2 separate regions of the Homo sapiens genome follow, and region 1 is linked to region 2. A link is a loop called in an ENCODE intact Hi-C map of the cell type or tissue named here. Cell type or tissue: A673. All regions are shown on one strand. Each heading gives the region's core, and the rest is flanking DNA. Links, peaks and the distances in the headings are about the cores only. Region 1 has its middle 70 kb from the start of TCL1A. Region 2 has its middle 78 kb from the start of TUNAR.

Region 1 (2,920 bases), core at 92-2,591, 170 kb before region 2:
TTATTACATTGGGGTGGCCTATGTGCCAAGAAACTGATAAGGCAATTTGCACATCCTGAGCTATGAATTTGTGGAATAGAAATTAAACTCATGTGACTGGACCATGATGTTTGTGGAGAGATGCAGCAGGATATGAGGTTAGAATGATAGGTTATGGCTAAATTGTGAAGGGCCCTCAATAGCCAGCTAAGGATTATGAGCTATACTGGAAGGCAATAGGGAACCATTGAGAATCTTGGAGCAGATGAGTAACTTTATTAGATAGAGTTGCTCTACCAAAGACTAATCAAATGCTGTATGCACAACACATCAAAGGGGGAGAAATTAGAGACAGCTTCCCGGGGGAGGTAGTGAGGCCCTGAATTCGGACCCTCTGACTAAAGAAATAAACAGCAGCCCAGAAAATACTGTAATAGAATTCTCATTGATGTTGAAGGTTCTCTGAACACTCCCCAGTTTGTGAGGCAGAAACTCTATCAGGTATTTATTTGACATCCACCTCATTTCCACTCCACACAGTGACAAACTCATATTGGAACTGAAAATAATCACAAGCCTGACTCTGTGAAAATGAAAGGAAATGTTCCCAAGATGGAGAAAGGAGCTGGTAGGGCTGAGTATTTTCTCAGCTTCCTGGAGAAGACCCATTTATAAACCTTAACAAGGGTGCCAGGGTTCCCAGGCTCTGCCTTCTTCACCTTTCCATGTTCTGGCTCCCCACATCCCTAGGCATCCTTGAAGGAGGATTGAAGGGTGTTAGAAACCATTCCAATATTTAAAAAAAAAACCCACATAGATATCCTTGCAGTTACTCACAATATTCAGCACAGTGAACAAGGATGCCAAATCCCTTTGGTTGGGGCTAGAAGTACAAGCAGTACTACATGGCAGTTCTGGATGACCAATTAAAATTCCTGGCTGGATCTGTGCTTTTAATTAACTAAAATGGAAAAATGAATTAATTGCCACTTCAAAATTAGAGCATGTTTAGTGGTGGTAGCTTGATGTAATGGTCAGTATAGCAAAATGAAGTTGCTGTGTTGGTCTGCTGTGTGCTCTTGATAAGGGATTCCTCAGTGAGATTCAATTTTTGCTCCCCAGGAGGATGGGGCCAATAATCATTGCCTTTCAAGGTTGTTATTTGGATTAAAGACATAATGTATGCAAGGATCCTAGCCCTCAGTAAATGGTGGCTATCTTAAAAATAGTTGGACAAGATATTTATACAATATTCTGGCAAAAGGGGATTGGACTGAGAGGAGATCTGTCCGTGGTCCTGAAAGTTTGATCACCACTGCTTTTGTTCTTTATGCCAGGAGCATTGGTTCAGCTGACTTCATTTCTGTCATGGACTTTTTCTTCAGCCAAGTTTTTAAAATGTTTTTCTAGCCCTGATGTAATTGTTCTTCTATCTTTTTGCTACAGTAATCTTTTAAAGGCACAGATTTAGTAGTCTTATGCCCTTGACAAGGTCCAAACCTCTCCCAAGGCATCGGAGACCCCCAAAATAGACTACCTCCCTGCCTCTCCACCCTCCTCTCCCCTCAATTCCCATCATATGCTCATATGTTCAAACCTGAGGAGGGGATCGTGGGAATCCCCGATTTATAGCCGGTTGGCCAGAAATACTGGAGGCCTGGACTTAAGAGTGGAATCTCAAGTCAGGGCAGTCTTGTGAGGTCAGTGTGGGAAAAATCTCACATGTTCTGGTGACCAGAGATGTTATGTGTTGATTGTGTGCCTATTATATGCAGTGATTTTTTAAAGGACCAGTGATTAATAAAGGAGATTCTATAAAAGCATTCCATGAGGGATCAATTATGTTGACTTAGTTGGACACTAAGCAGTGAATGGACAATAACAACAACAGAGATCAATGGGACACAAAATAACAAAACAAAAGAAATACTGCCAGGCTTGGAAAAGAGCACAGGATCTGAAGTAAGAAGGTCTGAGTTCAGGCTTCATTCCACCAGTTCCTAGGTACGTGACCAAGAGCAAGCACCCAACTATAACAAGCCTGTTTCCGAATGTGAAAACTTGCAATGAAAAAATGCCCTTTTCTATCTACACCAGAGTGAGCATGTTTGGGTAGATGCTTCTTACTAAATAAGACACAAAAGTTGCAAGCTAATTATTGGTATAAGATGCTGTGCAAAAATAGCTGAGTTAAAGAAAATAACTCATCAGCCTTTCCCTACTAACCTGCAGACAGAGACACTATCTTCCCCCAAGGGCCAAATAAGAAATATGTTCTTGTTTTCAATTTCTCTTTCCCAAACTCCACACCAAGCCCCGCCATTATATCATGTCAATTCTTCTTCCATATGTCTCCTTCTATTCTGAAACCCCACTCTCTGCTTTGAGTGGGGTTGTCACCATCTCCAGCCTGGACCCCTGCAGTGCATGGTCTTCTAATCCAGACCTTCCCAAGCTTTCATGCATGAAGAGTTGGCCCTCTGTATCTATGAGTTCATATGTGTGATTTCAACCAACAGCAAACCGAAAATATTTTAAAAAACAACAAAAGTAACAACATAACAATACAAATGATACAAATGTAAAACCAACACAGTAGAACAACTATTTACATAGCATTTGCATTGTATCAGGTAGGTCTGATAAGCAATCTAGAGACGATTTAAAGTATACTGGAGGATGTGCATAGGCTGTATGCAAATACTATACCATTTTATATAAAGTGCTTGAGCATTTGTGGATTTCGATATGCTCTAGGGTCCTGGAACCAATCCCTTGTGGATACCGAGGGATGACGGTACACATCACCTGGGATCTTGTTAAAATGCGGACTCTCAATCAGTAGTTGCTCAGGATGTGTCCTGAGATTCTGCTTGCCTAACAAGGAGGGCCAATACTGCTGTTCCATGGACCACACAGTGAACAGAAAGGCTCTAACCGG
Region 2 (2,920 bases), core at 291-2,790:
CTAAGAAGAGATCAGCTGATTGGGGTGGGGAGTATCAGGGAGCATCGAGATAGATGTTGGGGCTTCCAAATTCCCAGAAACCCCCATCCTGATTTCAGCACTCCTTTACCAGTCAGTACCAAGGACAGCGACTATTGCTTCTGGTTCCAGAAAACACAATACAAAGATTCAAAGGTATGAGATCCAGGAGGGCCTGAGAGGTGGTGAAGTCTAGCCTGTCCCCTTACAGGTGAGGACACAGGCCCAGAGATCAGAGGGTATTTTCCAGCACCAAGCTAAGCCCAGGTACTCAGGCAGGCAGGATCTCATGATTCACACTGCGTGCTGCACCTGGGATGCTGCCACGCTGCCTGGACTCTGGGCTCCTTGGAGGAAGGGGCTGGACATAACTCATCTGTGTCCCCACAACCCAGTCCAGGGCCAAGCACAGAGGAGATGCTTAGCGTACACGGGTTTAACTTATCTGTAAATCCAAATCCTCCCAGGCACATCCCCATAGGCCCAGGCCAAGGAACACCTCCCCTGGGAAGACCACCTTGTCAATGGTGGAGAAAGTGCCTGCAGCTTAGAGCTGGTATCACCATTTCACATGAGCAAACCTTCTGTGTGTTATTGCTGCTTTCTTCCCAACTATAATAAATTGTCTCCTCAATAAACCTGAGAATTACTAATTCATATTCTCTGAATCTTTAATAATGCCTGGCATAGATATTTGTAGGATACCTGCATGAAATACTGTCCCAATAGAGAGAGAGAGAGAGAGAGAGAAGAGGAGGAGATAGTTAGAGGGACAGAGACTTAGAGAGGCAGAGACATTTTTAAAGAAACAAGAAGAACACTATGCATCACTGTGTCACAACTATTGTTCAGTGGCCCCCAAAGCCCAAGAGGACCCATTTAAGCAAGTAGGGATCACCAGTGAGATTTCAGACTTGCTTCCTTTAGTTCGATCCAGAAGAGAAAATAAATATTATGACTCATTGTTGGTTTAAAATGAGCTTTCCTACCCTCAAACACAAAACAAACGTGGATTCTATTCATCTTCCCTCCAGCCTACACTCTGGGCAACACCTTTGCATGCACACATCAGCCACTGTCTGTCACTTCCCCATGGCGGGGGAGCATGCTGCTCAGTAAGGCTTCACAGCAGAAAGCTTATATCAGATTTGCAGAATCAGGTGAGTGAATCACAGACAAGGCCCCTGGGCCTTCCGCACAAACCAGCTACTTGGTGGAAACGGGCAAGGGTTGACAAACTGAAGGATGATAGAGTCAGAAGAGAGGATCCTTCAGCTATGTTGAAGAGACTCCTTCCTAGATGGTCAAATAAGGATCTTCAGACTCCAGATAGGAAGTGTGGTTTTGTAACACGCTAATCTGACTGTATTTGGTTACTATTGAAGACCACCATGGCTCTACTTTGCTCACAAAAGCTGCTTAACCTGAATAGCAGGGCACCAAGGTTGGGGTCATTCCATGAATGTGGTCTTTGCTTCTACCCCGCCCTTTGCTCTAGCACCACCCACTGCTCAGCTAGTCACACACAAGGTGGCCCTCTAGGGGGACTCGTCCCTCCTAGGAATGCCTTTCTACCCTCCCCTCCCTAGTTCTGCAATTAGCTGGGGACTCCCAGGCATTTTTAGGACCCCAGGCTGAGCAAGCTGTCATTCCTCTGTGCCCCAGAGGCAGGCCCTCTGTGGCTCTCCATCAGCTCCTGTATTACAGTGACTTTTTTACTCCCACCACCACACTGTGTACCTTTGAGGACAGAGTCTGTGTGGTGGACACTGGCTGACTGCCAAATACCCACTGCGATTCCCCATGCCTCCCGCTATACAGCAGAATGAGACCTGAGAAACAGACTCCAGTCTGGGGATTGGGACGTGTTAGTCCAAGCTATTGTGGCAACCTCATCCCCTTGGGCAGTGACTGGTCTTGAGCCCAGGGCTAAGCCAGTCAGTGTGTGGTGGTGCCCTGGAGATGCTGTTGGTCAGGGGCAATACAGGCACAAGAGCTGCTCCAGTCAGAAGGAAGATTGGGCTTTTTCTGTAGAGTTAGTGAGGAAGAACTCTTTTTTCTCAACTGGCCACGAATGAGGAACTCTCTTCTCTCCACATTGGCCCAATGGCTCCTTGACCATGAGGGAATCCAGCCCCAGTGTGTGTCCAGCATTGTGGATGCCAGAGGACAGGATGGGAGAACCTGCATCCTTGTTGGCACCATAGAGCCTCTGGGTCCTTCATTTGCCCTCTGAGTTTCTGACACTGCTAAGAAGTGCATTTCCAGCGTCAGCCAGTCAGGACTGAGTTACCTGTCACTCATAGTTGAAACTCCAGAACTGATATAGTTGGTCTCAGTCACCTTTGTGTGTCAGTGCTCAGAAGCATGTGAGAAAGAGTAGATGCTCAAATACGAGAGTGTCAGCATTGGGTGCTCAATTCCTGTTGCTGGTTAGGAAAAGAATCAATGAGGAGGAGGAAAGAAGCTTGCTGAGGGCAGTGAGACCATCAACCACCAGATTGGGATGCATCAAGGGCAGGTAATGACAACCACCTATGCAGATTCCACAGTGGAGCCAGCACCCACCCTAGGTCTCTGTGGCTCCAGTGCCTGGCTTATCTCTACCATCTGTCCTGCCTGGTGACCTCAGACCCAAAGAAGGCATTACTGGATGTATTGTGTATTCCATATTCAAGATATTTTATCAGAAAATGCTTTAAAGGTGCATTTAAATACTGGTCAAACAATATTATTTTATATTCTTTCTTTTTACATCAGCATCACATAAAAATATAAATTCTTTTATCTTAACCCAGCAACCAGTCATATCTCTCCAGGGCCTCTGCTGATCATTATCAATGTGTCAACATTGTTTTGCTGTCTTTGTAATCCATATATATTCCTGCTTCCTACGTTTTTT

What was found. A loop is a pair of places that touch in the nucleus more often than their neighbours do. Peaks named below come from ENCODE experiments on the same cell type or tissue, not always from the same donor. Only the 100,000 strongest peaks of a DNase experiment are listed, where the experiment ranks them.
Region 1: a loop joins it to region 2, with 2.3 times the contacts of the local background. A loop is called at or near these places in 2 of 110 quality-filtered maps.

Annotation. Positions count from the first base shown.
Region 1 is chr14:95,783,064-95,785,983 of GRCh38, forward strand. No RefSeq gene overlaps it. Among named protein-coding and RNA genes, the nearest start is that of TCL1A, 70 kb to the left of the region's middle. In A673, for the core only: no CTCF peak of the experiment used is centred there; a DNase peak (open chromatin) is centred at 1,288; H3K27me3 peaks cover 554 bases.
Region 2 is chr14:95,953,243-95,956,162 of GRCh38, forward strand. No RefSeq gene overlaps it. Among named protein-coding and RNA genes, the nearest start is that of TUNAR, 78 kb to the left of the region's middle. In A673, for the core only: no CTCF peak of the experiment used is centred there; no DNase peak of the experiment used is centred there.